Linked DNA regions of Mus musculus: region 1 is linked to region 2. Evidence: chromatin loops called from intact Hi-C (ENCODE). Cell type or tissue: heart. All regions are shown on one strand.

Evidence for each region. Peaks named below come from ENCODE experiments on the same cell type or tissue, not always from the same donor. Only the 100,000 strongest peaks of a DNase experiment are listed, where the experiment ranks them.
Region 1: a loop joins it to region 2, with 9 times the contacts of the local background. A loop is called at or near these places in 27 of 42 quality-filtered maps.

The regions. Positions count from the first base shown.
Region 1 is chr9:43,103,560-43,111,559 of GRCm38, reverse strand. It overlaps Arhgef12 (Rho guanine nucleotide exchange factor (GEF) 12), which reads left to right and starts at 5,842. Exons shown (of 41, transcript NM_001359232.1): 1 at 5,842-6,381. The coding sequence starts at 6,350. It overlaps Tlcd5 (TLC domain containing 5), which reads left to right. Exons shown (of 3, transcript NM_001034863.3): 3 at 1-2,907. The coding sequence ends at 240. In heart, a CTCF peak has its summit at 4,114 (motif pointing right); DNase peaks (open chromatin) are centred at 4,209, 4,989, 5,479 and 6,159; H3K4me3 peaks cover 4,186 bases; H3K27ac peaks cover 3,474 bases.
Region 2 is chr9:42,997,027-43,005,026 of GRCm38, reverse strand. It overlaps Arhgef12 (Rho guanine nucleotide exchange factor (GEF) 12), which reads left to right. Exons shown (of 41, transcript NM_001359232.1): 16 at 3,127-3,169; 17 at 3,476-3,581; 18 at 3,921-4,058; 19 at 4,638-4,670; 20 at 4,965-5,079; 21 at 5,856-5,961; 22 at 7,241-7,453. Among named protein-coding and RNA genes, the nearest start is that of Gm36648, 53 kb to the right of the region's middle. In heart, a CTCF peak has its summit at 4,758 (motif pointing left); a DNase peak (open chromatin) is centred at 7,306.

The DNA.
Region 1 (8,000 bases), 110 kb before region 2:
CTGTTCACTGGTGTGAGGATTGGTGTGGGCGCTCATCTCCTTTTCTGTGAAATGGTCTCACCCACCCCCAAGTGGTTTGTGAAGGTTGGGGGTGTGGCGATGTATGCTGTGTCTTGGTGCTTCATGGTTAGCATCTGGCGCTTTGCATGGAAGAAAAGCATCAAGAAGTACCATGCGTGGAGAAGCAGACGGAATGAAGAGCGGCAGCTAAGACACAATGGGCATCTCAAGACACACTAGTCAAGGCTTGTCCCCAGTCAGTGGATTGGATTGAATTGGTCATGGGACCAGGGTCAGAAACAGAGCTAAGCTTATAGGGCTTAGAAAGCGAGCACTTAGGTTTCAAAAAAGGGCTAAAGGTATGGTTATGACTTCAGTCATTTTCCAGGCTAAGCATATGCAGTCTTGAAACACCTACTCCTGTAGTGGCACTTGTACACCCTCAGTGATGATTGACAAGTGGGCAGAGCTGTTTAGTGATGACCACTGTCACTTGTTTTTTGGGTCCCCATGTTCATTGGAGACCTTGGTATTCAGACATCTCTGAAAAGAACTTGAGTCAAATCAGTGCTGTTTCTTGTTCTTTTGGAAATAACTCCTTCCCCACACTTACTCCTGATTTCCACGAGACATTTTAAGTATGTTCATCCCATGTAAAGGGAGGGACTCTCAGGAAGGGGCATGGGTCAGGCATTCAAGTATCTGTGAATGGGAGCTGTTATGCCAAGAGGGACAGAGAGGAGGGAGTGAAGCTAACAATGGCAGGAACTTCTCACTGCGTCTCCCTTCACTAACTGTGCCAGAGGTTACCAAGGACACCCTCGGCTTCCATGATTCATCAAGAAGACTCAGGGCTTTCATCTGCAATGATGAAAGGATACGGAGAAGACTCAGCAAAGGGAAAAGAACCTTTGTCCAAGCTCATGGGATCTAAGCACTCGCTTCTAGTCTCTTGCTTGGATATACAGGAGTGATTCACAACAACACACATGAAAGTCATCAAACACTTGGTGTCCCAAACTTTGATGGCAGTAGGTCATGTGCTTCTAAGTAGCGTGAGGCAACATTCCAGATCCCCCAAAGCGGTCATTTGGCATAAGCCATAGTGTTTCAGAAACAGTTTAGGAACAGTGAGGCAATCTTAACAGTTTCTGGTGGGAGCCCTCACCAACGTTACAAGCAGGCCTTTGCAAGGATAGCAGCTCAGGGTTCCTGTGTTAACTCTGTGTGCACAGAAACTGTAGAGCTAGTGCTTCAGATGCAAGATGAGTGAGATGTGGGTAGATTTAGATTTACTTGGTCCAGTTGTACGGGTTCTGCCCGACCAGGAAGAGTATGCCAGTTCTCAGGGCTTTTGTGAATTAATCTGCTAGGCATGAGAGGCCATGGCTAAATTCCACGGGGATTTACCATGTGGATTCCACTGTACTTGAGATGGAGTTCAGGTTTCAGCTCCTGGTACATACTGCAAACTAGAACCAAAGATTTTCATGTATGTGATAGCCTCAGGCTCCTTCCTTCCTTCCTTCCTTCCTTCCTTCCTTCCTTCCTTCCTTCCTTCCTCCCTTCCTCCCTTCCTCCCTTCCTCCCTTCCTCCCTTCCTCCCTTCGTTTCTTCTTCCTCTACCTCCTTCTTTTCTTACTTTTTCTTTGTTTTAGATCCCCCCCCCCCCCTTAAATCACCTTTTCCCTTCTCCTGAGACACTGTCTTGCTTGTATAGTTCAGGCTGGCCTTGAACTCTATTTTTCCACTTAAGCTTCCTCAGGGCTAGGATTACAATCCTGTGCCACCATGCCTGGCTCCAATGTAGGGCTTTAATGGAAAAAAAAAAGTATTATCTGTTTGTGCATTTGTTGTCTTTCCTATATTATTTAGATCAATGGTGACTGGTTAATTCAGGTGGTAAGCCAGGAGATGGTGCTACTGAAGAAGCAAGGTTAAAGGTCAGAGAGAAGTGTCAGCCCATTCTATAGTCACTGGGGACACTAACCCAGTGAGCAGCATTACCTACAAAAACCAGTCACAAGGGAGGTTGAAAACGTAGACATTCTTGCAAATGGAAAGGTTCTTTAACAGTAAGTAGCTAAAGAGGTATCTTTTAGCTGTCGGGCTTTCGTTTTTGTTTTCTGGACAGATAACACCATGCTTCCTTTTCTCTGATTTGTGTCATAGATATGTTGGTGTGTTCCTTTGAGAAGTCTTTTTTTTTTTCCTTTTTCAGAGCTGAGGACCGAACCCAGGGCCTTGCGCTTGCGAGGCAAAGCACTCTACCCAATCCCTGGTGGTGGTGTGTTCCTTTCCAGCAAAACTGTGGGCAGAACTGGAAACTGGGGAATGCTGACTTCAGCAAAAGCAGAGTCAATAAGAGTGGCTTGGCACATAGGCATAAAGAAAAAAACAAAACAAAACTGGCTTTTGTATTTTGGCCCCGTGTAACCTGCTCCAGACCAGACCAGGGAGCAGGCTTAATCAAATTCATGCTGGTTCCTTTCTCCCTCCCTCCTCAGAAGGAAAGGATTGTAGATCTTTCTGTTTGAGGCAAACTCAAGCAAATGCCTGTAGGTTTTTATTTATTTATTTATTTTTGATAACAAGGCACCTGAACGAGCGATAAGTGGGGAGGAATTCCTCATTTCAGCTCTTCTTGATGGTCTAACTAGTAACTATGAGGAAAGTCAGAGATTAAAAACCTCTTGAAGATGACTCAGCAGTTAAGAGGTTGCCTGTTTTTACAACCCAGGTAAATGAAGGGCAGACTAGTGTGCGATGTGTCCCCAGACACAAAAGGGGACACTTATTTGCATTTGAATTACTGTGTAATCATCCCTGATATTGCTCAAGAAGGATTTATATTTCAATACGATTTGTACTAAATTTTATAGAAATAAAATAACTTTCTATAAACCCAGAGTCTGCCTTCGTATCTTTGTTGCGGTTTTACCAAGGGAGAAAAGCCTCTGGCTTGTAGAAATGTTGACAGTAATCTGCTCTTTAGCATTAATCATTCCTATTTTTTATGTGGAAGATAGCAATCAGCACACAATCAGTGCAGAAAATAGTTTGCCTAAACGTGGAGGAATAATATTCTGATTTTACCAACTGTTTGAGCAGTTGCTCCCCCACCCCCAGTGTCTCAGGCCTGCTTGACAAGTACTCTACCACTGAGCTACCTCCTCATTCCTACTCCCCCTTTTTGAGACAGGGCTTTGCTCTGTAGCACAGGCTGGCCTGAAACTCACCATGTAGCCTTCCTCCAAATTCACAAGTCATCCTCCTACCTCAGCCTTTCAAGTGCTGGGAGTAAAGGTGGAAGCTACCATAACCAGCTAGACAGTGGATTTCTGATGCTTACAACAGTCCTGGGTACAGCAGGCCCTTCATAAGCACATTGAAGCAGTGAATAAGAGGATAAATGTGGCCTCGAGGATGTTCCACTGGAAACTGCATGTCCAGGGATTGGGTCACTGGTGCCACTTTCCTAGGTAAAGGGCTATGTGTGACCTAGGGAAGGGACCTTGGTTTGCTTGGCTCTACTGAAGGCATTCCATAGGTAGACTCTTAGTGGTGAAGTTATAATGAGCCTTTTGTCAGGATATTAAAAAATAAAATCAGAGCCTTGTGAGTGATTAGAGATTTTCATCATTGAAACAGTAGTTATTCAGTCCTCTGCTGACCATCTTCTGAAAGCTTTCCCACAGCAAAATGCCGCCTTTGCTCACAGCTAGAACGCTGGGGCTGTAAAATTTGGAAAGATGTTGAAAACAGCTTGCCAAAAGGTTTTGTATGCAAGGAAGAGAAGGTGAACTAGGAAGTGTTCCCAGTTTGTCTCACCCCTGAAGCTCAAGCATTGAGGCAGGCTGGAAAGGAAGACGGGAACTTATTTTTAAAATTCATGATTTGATGAGTCATCAGACCCCCCCCCCCCATTCGCTTGATACTTGCATTGTGACATTAGTAGGACAAGGGAGAAGAGGACAGCACACTCAAGAAAACTCGAGTAAGCTTGGGGAGAAGGTTCACATCTCGTTTATAGTGATGGATGTTTGGAACTCTTTCCAACGATAGGTAGAAACAAGTTGGAGTCTTCAGGCTAGAATTGCCATGTTGGGATTTACCAGCAGATGGCAACGTGTCCAGGTCTGATCGTTAGGAAAGTGGCTTGGAACTCCAATCTGCTTCTATTCTTTCCAAAAATAAACATTACAAAATTAGCTGGCTGTGCCCCGAACTTAAAAAAAAAAAAATCTAGCGAGAGAGTCATTTCAGGCTTCTGTTTATCTTTTCCCCTTTGCCCCCCATTCTAACGTCACCTTGAGCTCATGCATCTATTCAGGGGTGATGATCCGATCGTTTCGCGAACTGTTGTGGAATGACTTAGAAACAGCATTATTAAGAGGTAATTATTTCCTTTCCACACCCACTGTTTATTAGATTTGATTTCCACAAAATGGCCGAAGTCTCTTCCCACCTACACGGATTGAAGCTCAGAAGAGACTGAAGATAATTGTATAAAAGGAATAGTCGCTTGATGTTTACAGGCAGAATTGGAGAACTATATTGTGTCGTGGTCCCTCATTTCCTCAGGGACAGATTTATTCAATCAGAAAACTACATGGTTAGCTGAATGTCTCTACCCCATCGAAAGAGAAACCAGAAAACATTTGGGAACTCTTCAAAGGGATCCCTCGTGCTGTGCTGTTTACCGGACAGATGTATTACTTCTTCCATCTCTTTTCACAACACGCTTATTAACTTGCTGTGGAAAGCACCATGCGTTCTCAATTTGGCAAACAATACAGTTCATTTTGCCAAGGCAAAACAGCCTAAAAGCAATATTTATATCAGGAACTCCTGGCTTAAGTGTGGGCCCAGATCCTTTCTCCACAGCCTCTTCTGGCCATCCCCCCACCCCTTTCCCCTCCGTGCTGTGGGACTAGGCCAGCAGGTGCCCCAGGTGATTGGCTCACCCCAAAACCTGTGTGTGTGTGTGTGTGTGTGTGTGTGTGTGTGCGCGCGCGCGCAGGTTTGCCTAACACTGTCGGGGGCCCGTGGACCTGGGCTCGCACGCAGTCATCAAAAGCATTTGACACCGGGAACGAATACATTCTCTTAAAGAATAAAAGTTTCCAGCCCGGGAGTTCCGAAGAACCTCTAAACGTGAACTCCTCGAGACTGTGGAATGGCTCCTCTGCTGTCCCGGGTGGATTGTACACTGTGGGCTGCACCTCGAGAGCATTCGAGGGGCAAGAAGGCAGCAGTGCCCGCTTCGCCACACAGAACTACTTTTTCGCTTCCCTCTATCCCCCGCGACAGCACTGAGCGGAAGTATCTGCTCAAGTTTGGAGAGTCCGGGAAGCGGAGGGATCCCGGGTGAAGCGGCTTCCCGAAGTCCCAGGGAGAAGGGCCCAAAAAAGTCGGCGGGGGAGGGGACGGCTCGGCGCGCTCCAGTCGCGCCGGGCCGAGGGGACAGAACCGGAACCGGAACCCGCGCGCGCGCCCGCCCGCAGCGGTCGCAAGGCTCGTCACCGCCGGCGGCCCCCTCCACCCTGGGCGCGCTCCCGCGAGTGCCCCTGAGACCGGGCGAACGGCCCTGCGCACCGAGCCTCCACCGCCACCGCCGCCGCCGCTGCTCGGGGGCCGGGCTTCCGGGCCGGGCCGAGACCTCCCGCTCCTCGCGGGAGCCGCCGCCTACCAGAGCGTCGGGGAGGAGCCGCCGTGCCACTGCGGAAGAAGCGCGGGGGCCTCCGAGGGATGGGGAGCTGCCCCGGGCGCTGAGACAGGGTCCCTGTCAGCGCGGCGGCCGGAGCCGGGTGGGGGCGGCGCGGAGCAGCTCAGGGCCCTCGGCCCGGGGACATGGGGCGGCGCGAGTCCGGCGCGGGACGGTGTGAGACGCGGCGGAGGCTGCGGCCACGAGTGGCCCGCAGCCCCAGATAGAGCGGGGACCCGAGGGCCGGGCCCCGCCGACTCGGGACCGAAGCCGACGCCCGTCCCTGAGCCGATCCTGCCCCAGCTCCGGAGGGATCCCGGTTCCCGTCCTACGGCTCGCGACTTCCCTCTGTGACGAAGTTTTCTCTCCGTGCCTTGCTGAGGATCGTTCTTAGTTCTTGAGCTCGCCTTGTGGCCGACTTGCTCGGTTTGTTTGGGGAGATAACTTGTTTTGCCTCAGCCCGCATCCCCTTTCCTTGACCCCTTGCAATCGGATGTTCTAGATGACTGAATGGAGTTTTGAGTTGGACTTTTGTGTCCCTGCCGAAATTGGGCCTGATCCCAGAGCACTGGGGGTGGGGTGTGGAGGTGTTACTGTAAAATGCAAGTTGGATAAAAAGAAGACCTCTCGCCAAGGGCCCCAATGAGTGGCACACAGTCTACTATCACGGACAGGTGGGTATGAAGTTCCTCGGTCGCTAACCTTCCCTGGATTCGGTCCCACGCAGCAGGGGAGTCGGTGATGCAGATTTGCCTTCAGCTAGTGCAATTGACAGGCATAGGAAAGAGGGTTGTTTCGGAGCTGTGCAATTAGTCTAGGGTTGCTGCCAAGTTAACCGGTTGATTGAATTTGGAAATGCAGGTTTTTTTGGGAGAGAAACTTTCCCCCATATTCTCAGAGGAAATGAAGGAAAACCATGATTGTGGTTTTCTGTCGGGTGCATTAAGATTGTGTACTCGTTTTGGAACCAGAGGGAGGTCATTTTGGGTGAAGGTCAGAGCTTGAGGTCGGTGGGTACTGGTGCATCATCGGGTGGATTCCTGTCCTGTGGTAGTTCTAGACTCACAATTTTAGGAGTTTCTGTCTGTGAACTTAATTTTCATCCTGCTGCATTGTGATTTGTGACTCTGATCTTTTTACGTGTTGACCTGCACAGTGTTTAATTATTAATTACCTAATTTTCCAGAATGTTGACATTACCAGTAAATCACGGGTTCTTGCTGGGGACAGTTTCCAGGAGCTAAAGGAAATGAGGGAAAAATCATGGGGCCTGCTTCTAATTATTCTTTTTTTTTTTTTTTTTTTTTTTAACATTTCATCTTTCAGAAGCCCTAGCATTTAAAGATGTAAACTCTAGCTCTGGTTTAGGCATGGCAGGTGGATCTTGTTTGTTAATCGGGTGACACGGTGTGGTGTGTAGAGTATGTAGTCCAAGTGTAGTTCTTAAAGAGGTCCTTTGAGTTCTTTTTAGTGAAAGCAAGTTGCTTCCTTTAGCATATTTTATTCCTCAACTAAATTATGACATTGCATGTTACTTCCAAATTTTATCTTGTTGTTTTTTTTTCTCAAATTGTTGTCATAAAACAAAACAAAACAAAGCAAAACAAAGTATTGAAGCAGAAGGCCAAAAGTCTTCAAGAGCAACATTAGTGCTCCAGCGGAAAGCAGTTTAGTTTCCTAATGAGAGAGTCTCACCCAATTGTGCGACTCATTTGTTGATTTTTAAAGGGGCCAAATTCCATTATCATACCATAACAGCTTCTCCAGAGACAGGGCTTCCCTTTCCTGTTGATGCTTTCCAGTGTCACATGAGTGTTCACCTAAAAGATGCCCTAAATATTTAAAGTACTTATGTTTATCCTTTGTTTGTCTGCTTTGCTAGGCAGGGTTTCATTTCGGTTTTCCTGCTAATACAATGTACTTCTATGTAGAGACAGTTGTCAGGGCTCTTCCTGTTACATCTACCATCCTGGTCCCTCTCCTGGCCTGACTCACAGGTGTCCAGATAATTGTGCTGCTGGTTCATTCAGTCCTTGCCTGTCAGTTGAGCCTAGAGTTAAGCAGACTTACCAGAAACTGGTGTAGCCCTGGTTTTCATTAAGATGTTGCAGAGTTTAATAATTTGTAGAAACAGAATTTAGAGTCACTGAATCGTTCCACACAAAAGTCACACAAAAGCACCCATGGAAGGATTTTTTTTTTCTTCCCCAGCTTTTTTTCCTCAGGGATTTTTGTTCTCTTTCTGGTATATAAACACATTGGACATAAACATTGAAATCTGAGTCTTTTTTAA
Region 2 (8,000 bases):
GGTTTGCTGTCCAGGAAGTCTAGCCAGTCATTGAGCCTGAGGTTTGGTGAGGGATCCCATCACTAACAGTAAGGTAGGCAGTGATAGAAGAAGATACTGCATTGTCCTCTGGCCTCCACTCATAAGCACAATGTACCATACTTGTTTAAGTCTTTTATTTTTAAGCTGAATTTTATCATGAGTATTTTTTTGCTAAGTAAGGGTAAATAATAGCCTATAATATGTCCTTGGATGATCTTGTTGCTTGGTCCTTTTCTCATCACCTGTTTTTGTTAGTTTATCTTCAAAAAAATTGTTTCCTTAGTCTATGCATACACACATCTTCTTATACACATGCAGGCCAGAGGCCAGCATCAGGTGTCTTTCTCACATTATTATTATTATTATTATTATTTTTACTATAATTAGTTTTTTTATTGGTGTGTTTCATGTATACTTGTGCTAAGATGCAGAGGGCAAGCAGTGGAAGTCAGTTCTTCCACTGTGTGGGTCCCAGGGATTGAATTCAGGTTTTAGGCTGGAATAACAAACTCCTTCCCTGCTTAGCCATCTCCCTAGCCATCCATGTTATTATGTTGAAACCAGGTCTTTCACTGACTCTCAGCTCAGTCACTGACTTAGATCAGCTGACCAGTGTGCTCCAGGGATCCTCCTGCATCTGCCTCCCCGCCACACCCACTGTGCCCTGCTTTTATGTGGATGTTGAGGGCCCAAGTTCAGGTCCTCAGTCCTCATGCTTATTTAGCAAGCATTTGTCTGTAGGAACTCTGCAGTCATCCCACCCCTCCCCATATTCTTTATCCCTTTAGTTTTACACAGGGTTTCACGTCAGCCATGAATTCAGCATGTCATTGAAAATGACCTTAAACTTACTGTCTTGCCTGTTTCCTAATTGCAGAGATTAAAGGCATCTGCGACCGGCCATATCTAGTTTTATGAGGTGCTTTATGAGGTGCTGGGATGACGCCCATAGTTTCATAAGTGCTAGGCAAACACTTCGTCTGCCACATTGCCAGCCCTTGTCTGTTCACACTTGTTCTCTTAGATGGCTGCTTTAAACTCTAGTCTCCATCACTTCTCTCCAAGATTCCTCAACAGAAGACTTTGTTTTTTATTTTACTGATTTTTTTATTTTCATGTATGTTTGTTGTCTGTGAGGGTAATGTACCACTTGTGTGTCAGGGACTATGGGTGACAGAAGACAGGGTCAGGCCCTAAGTGAACTCTGCGAGATCACATGCTCTTCACCACTGAGCTGTCTCTGCATCCCAGCTCTGACCCTGCTGCTTTCCTGGAAAGAGTGTAAAGTGTGGATGGATCACCTACTTCCCTCGAACTGTGCATCTACCTGCCTGCCTGCCTGTCGGCTGCTCAGGAGCTGTGCCAGCAGCAAAGTGTTAGGAGAATCCATACTAACGTATTGATTCTTCTTTCATGTGACCAGTCAAAATTATATTACTCATGTCCATATGTAAATGAATTAGTTTTTATTTGATTTCTTGTGGTGCTAGAATCACACCCCTGTCTCAGTGCACTCAGCAAGGCTGTGCTGTTGAGCTACACTGCTAACCCACATGTACTTTTTTGCATGTGTGCTAAAAGAACATTTCTGTTTTCTGTTTCTCACGTCTTTCCCTTTTCCATATCATTGAAACAGAGTCTTTTAGCCCAGGCAGGCCTTTGGCTTAAGATTCTCCCATCTCTGGTTCCCAAGTGTTGGGATTACAGACATGTATGAACATGTCTTGCCATTTCACTCTTCTTAGGGGCCAGAGATGGCTTGCTCAGCGGTAAGTGCTTGTTGTGCAAGTATAAGTACTTGAATTAGATGTTTGCACCCACATAAGGAGCCAGGCGTGGCTGTGCACACTTGTACTCCCAGCGCAGGAGGGAAGACAGGGAGACAAGGATTCCAGGGACTCTGCAGCCAGCCAGGCTAATAGATCAGTCAGTATCAGGTTCAATGAGAAACCCTGTCTCAAAAGAATAGGGTAGGGGCTGGTGAGATGGCTCAGCGGGTAAGAGCACCCGACTGCTCTTCCGAAGGTCAGGAGTTCAAATCCCAGCAACCACATGGTGGCTCACAACCATCCGTAACGAGATCTGACTCCCTCTTCTGGAGTGTCTGAAGACAGCTACAGTGTACTTACATATAATAAATAAATAAATCTTTAAAAAAAAAAAAAAAAAAAAGAATAGGGTAGAGAGTGATAGTAGAAGCCAACATTGGCCTTCACAGATGCATGCATGTACAAGTGTAAATACTTACACACATGTGCACACATCACATACACACACCAAAATAAATTATGTAATGGTCTCATAATATTTTAACACTGACTTATTTTCAAATTTACAACTTTAGATCTTTATAAGAATTATAAATTTAGGAAATATATGACTTTAATAGGTGTACAGTATAAAATTTGTATAAGAACCAAGATATTTCCTCTGAATACAAAATAATAAGATTTTCTGTTTAGTTATTGGGTAAAGAACATTATAGTCTGATAATAATTCTTCATGCTTATGGGGAGAAATCCTGATAGAAAGAAGTGTATCTTAAAATAGTTGCTTCAGTTCTACTGCAGGAACTACTGATTATTACTGATTGTTGTTGAGAGTTTAAGACTCAAAAACTCAACATAACATCCAGTACTTTTTCATCGGCAGTGTACTGCTGAGGGATTTAACAGTTAGCTAAGAACATTACTGATAATCACGTGGTCTGTAGGATGAGCCGCTCAGATTCAGACATGAACATCATACTTATGTGAGTCAAGTTTTCCTATATAATAGACGCATAGCTTAGGTTTACTTGTATCATTTCAGGTAATGCATAACTGATTATATTGACCAGCGTTTATAGTAAGCTGATGTCAGATAGTTACGTGGAGTGGTACCGAAGCATTTATTTTGCTGCCCGATAAAATGGCTAGTTCTTTGTTCACAGCAGAACTTTGGGGAAAGAGTTTATTTCCATGTCTAAGCAATAGACAGGGCTGTGTCACTTGGACGGGCAAGAACAGCTGGATTAGCAAACACCTTTAGGATAAACCTACACACCTTCCTCAGTCTGCCCCGGAAGCCTGCGGGGCAGCTCTGACTCTGCTTGTGTTGTTTCAGCACCTGAAGGTTCCAGTTCCTGAGGAAATCTCCGTGGATCTAGGTAAGTTTGAAGCACCCGAGTCCCTGAAGATTAGTGTCTCCATCAAACTGTGGCTCGCCTCAGATCCGCTGTTTTATGTTAGTTTAGTCAGGCTACTTTAACCATGTGACTCACAGCTGAAAGAGAGTCTACTACACTGAGAGGATGAAAGGATGAGAGCTGGCTTCTGACAGGAAGTGCAGTAACTGCACTGAGTAAGTTCTCTGGTGTAGTAAGTTCAGTGTGGATGTGCAATGTCACTGTGCTGCCAGTGTCAGGCTGCATAGACCATCTCTTTAGATCACTTAATTCCTCTTCTTTGTGCAGAAAAGAGAAGACCTGAGCTTATTCCTGAGGATCTGCATCGCCTCTACATTCAGACAATGCAGGAGAGAGTCCACCCTGAAGTTCAGAGGCACTTGGAGGATTTCCGGTAAGCTGGGGTTAGAGAAAACTTGGTGTGCTCATTGTGAGTTATTTGGCTTATATTTTTAAATAGGAAAAAGCTACATATGTAAACCATATGACCTTAGCCCTGTCGTTAAACATAGTGGGCATCTGAAGTCAGAGGGTGGATGAGAGTCCATAGTCTCCATTCAGGCCCTTTCAGCATGGAGGTGGCTCAGTGCAGCATCTTGACCCTCAACTTGTTAGGTCAAAGTAGGAAACAGGACATCCTGCCTGTCCATAGTCAGTTGTAGGTAGGGCTGTCTAGACACCTAGAGGGAGATAGTTTGCTCTCTGCTGAGATATTTTTTCCTAACTCTTTTAGACAGAAACGCAGCATGGGGCTGACCTTGGCTGAGAGTGAGCTGACTAAACTTGATGCAGAGAGAGACAAGGACCGGGGAACTCTGGAGAAGGAGCGAGCATGTGCGGAACAGATCGTTACCAAAATTGAAGAAGTGTTGTAAGTCAGAACGGCATGCAGAAATGCTGCTTTTGCTTGGAGCCCTCTTTAAGCAGATCTGGTGGAGCAGTCAGGTTGCAATGTGTAGAATTATTCGTCCTGACACTGGAAATGGAATTTTTTTCCTTTTGAAAGTTCTTGCCTTCTCCGTTCTGAGTGTTGGTTAATGAGTAACTCCAAGACTTGTAGTCAGTGATAAGCGCTGGTGACCACTTTCACTGCATGACTTAAGGCCTTGGGCAGTACTTGCTGCTGTGGAACACACTCATCTAATGACGCAGCTGTGAAATGGTGGGGGTCCTTTGTGGAGTAGAGTTGCTTGAGTATTTTATCCTTGATGTACACGGGACCCTAATCATTTAGTTCTTTTCTGTTGTTTCAGGTGTCTAAGCTTAAATAGCAAATCTCTGATTAAATGTATATGTTTCTTTGATCTTTTTGATGGCACCTTGGATTGAACCCAGGGCCTTGAACTGTGTTGTGTGACTTACAGATAGATCACTTCCAAATGTATCACTGACTTATAGATAGACCATCTGCAATTGTATGTATTTCACCTTAAAATATTCCTATTTTTAGGATGACTGCTCAGGCTGTAGAAGAAGAAAGGAGGTAATATAATGTTCCCTACCCCAACTAGAGCTAGGTTCTCTCTCTGCTCTAAAATGTCTGTTTCTTTAAACTTCATATGTAGACTGTAGGCTCCCTCTGGTGGCCTGTTTTTTATTTGGTTTGTAACTCTAGTGTCATGTGGATAGAATTGGTTTGTGTACTTTTTTTTTTTTTTTTAAAGTTTCTGCCTTGATTAATTTCCATCATTGGGCCTCTAGAAATCACTTGATCTCTTTATTCTGACCATCCTTCTCACATCAGAATTCTTACAGTATTCAATCGTTTCTCCTCCAGTTCCACAATGCAGTATGTAATTCTCATGTATATGAAGTATTTGGGAGTAAAAGTGAAAGAACCTCGAAACTTGGAGCACAAGCGGGGTCGGATCGGCTTCCTTCCAAAGATCAAGGTGCGGCTGGGGCAATAGCACAGGGGCTACCTTGCCATTCTGCACATTTGCGGACAGTGATTCCTTCCCAGCGTTTACTAAGGCAGCACATCAGCACTGAGCATCGTGATAGGTCTAACTTGGTCTCTCTTGCCAAGAAACTATCTAGTGAGAAATCCACACATAGAAAAGCTTATTATTAGGTAAGGTAACGTTTATATGCCTGCCGCCTGCAAACCAGTACCTTAGACTGTCACTTCAGGGCACCTGTCTCAGTAATTATTAGGTTTTATTTAGTGTTTCTTAGAGTGTAAAGGTGTGTCCCTAGTTTTTAGCACGGTGCTTTCACATACTATGAAAATGTTGAATGGGTGAATGATGCTGTAAAACAGCAAATGTTTGTCAGCAAGCTGCTGGTAAAATTGGCTTTTTACTTTCTAAGAGCATTATTTGTGTTGAAAGCTGAGCTTGGTAGTGCAGGCCTGCATCAACAGCACTTGGGAGTTACAAGCAGGAAGATCCAGAGGTCATGGTCACCCTTGTCTATATAGTGGGCTTAAGGGCAGCCAGGACTACATCAGATGTTGTCTCACACCAAAAATGCAAAAGCAGAAAATAAGGCATGCTGAGCTGGAGGTTCACACGCAGCTCGGCTCCATGGGCGCCGTGGTTCTTTTCTGAGTATCGTGCCATTTCCTTTCAGCTGGCCATTAGAGTCACATTGCTGTATTTGAAAACAACAACAAGACCTACTATTCCATGTCTCTTATCTTACTGTAATTGTACCTTGAATTTAGCAAAGCATGAAGAAAGATAGAGAGGGCGAAGAAAAAGGGAAGCGAAGAGGATTCCCCAGCATTTTGGGACCCCCAAGAAGACCAAGCCGCCACGACAACAGTGCAAGTACGTTGAAGCTCGAGGTGCTGTTCTTGCTGCCTTTCCTCAGAAGCCTGTTTGGTCGGGAATGTGTTGCTGGAGGCAGCTGCTCTGCAGCTGCTGTTGCTGATGCTGCACTCTGCCTTGTTTCCCCTAGTGCTGTTCTGAACAAAGCTCACCTACGGTGCTGTATTAACTGATGTGAACATCTTCATCAGTGACGTGTGCCATCCCATGCCTGCCACGGCTTCTTATCTTTGATTTTTATCTTATTCAATTTAAAAAAAAAAAAAAAAAAAGCTTTGGGCCAGGGAGCTAGCTCAGTTGGTAAAGCTCTTAAAAGAGACATTCAATCTGCTGTAGAGCCCATGTTGAGGAAGAATGCCGAATGTAGTAGCTGGAATCTGGGAAGCCAGAGACAGGTGGATCCCTGGCCTGCTAGCCTGACCTACGTACTGAGTTCCAGGTGAGAAGAGGCTGGACTTAAAAAAGAATGTGGACTTTGACTGAGGAATGGAAATAGTACTCAGAGTTGTCTCATTCAGACCTGCACACCACACGCACACATACACACATGCATGCACACCCCTGGTCATCGATCACTCCACCATGACTTGTCTAGTCCCTTTGTACTTACTGTTACTTACTTTCTGCGTATTTCTGTGGTTTCCATGTGTCCACTGTGCTTTTTCTGACAGCCTGTCAACCCCATCTGCAGAGCGAGGTCAGACCACCAGACAGTGTGGCAGCAGAGACAGATGTGGTACTAGGAAGGTAGCCAGCCTGTGCTGGGCTTCTCACCTGAGGTTCTGGCATAATGGGGTGACAGTTTGGTTGGAGAGCAGTGATGCTGCGTCTCCAGGACATGGGGAGTCCTGCAAGTGCCAGGCAGAGGCAATCTGCGAAGAAGGAGAAGATGGACTTAGATTCGGGCTGTCCAGAGCCATGTGAGGATGCATAAGGTAGCAGAGGATGACCCGAAAGAATCTGATGTGAGCAAGAGTAAGGAGGAGGGCAGTCTTTGGTACAGCGGAGATATTGTGAATATATAGGGAAAGGTGGAGAGGGATAACACTCACAGATAGAGGCTGCATCTTTAATTTTTCAGGAGATAAAACTGTCTCCCAGCATTCCCTCTGCCTCCACGGCCACTGCTCTTGCCAGCTTCTCCTTCTATGTTCTTTCTTCTGCTCCATCCCTCTTAACTTTCCTTATCTGCTCTCTCCTTCCTTACCCCAACCCCATTTATTTCCCTCCTGTACAGCCGCTCTGCAACACATGCTTCTGACCATTGCTTTCTGTTCAGTTGGCAGGGCCATGGAGATACAGAAGTCACGCCACCCGAAGCACTTATCCACTCCCTCGTCTGTGAGTCCTGAGCCTCAGGACCCTGCCAAGTTGCGCCAGAGTGGAGTAGCCAATGAAGGAACAGACACTGGATACCTGCCCGCCAGTTCCATGTCCTCTGCCACCTCAGGGACTGCTCTTTCCCAAGAGGGAGGGAGAGAGAATGATACAGGTGAGTCATTCATTAGAGTAAACAGTGGAAAAATGGAAGATTTTAATTACAAATGAATCCCAGTTTAGTTTGATTTAAATATTGTAGTATTCTACAGTTCACAATAGAAATATGTTGAATGATAGTTTTTTATTTTCCTAAAAATCAAAACTCCAAACCACTGCCTGAACTCTTGAGGTGTTAACTATACACAGATGCCGGCCATTTGAAGCTTATAAGATGCACGAGGAAAGTCACAAAACTAAAAATCTACATTGGAGCCCCTGGGTAAGGTGATAGAGCCAGAGTCACCTTCAAGAGCCAGAAGCAGAGGGATCAAAGGTTCAAGGCCATCCAGGCACACACAGGGAGACTGTTCATAAATAAGAAGAGAAGACCCAACACCAGTAGTTGGAAAATTTTTTTCATTCCGGGAAAGAAAGATAAGGGGGATTGAGGAAACTGGCTAGTTGTTATTGGCAAATAAATCTTCTGTTTTCTAAAGGAAGCAGAGTTGAGACTTTAAAAACACACACACACACACACACACACACACACACACACACAC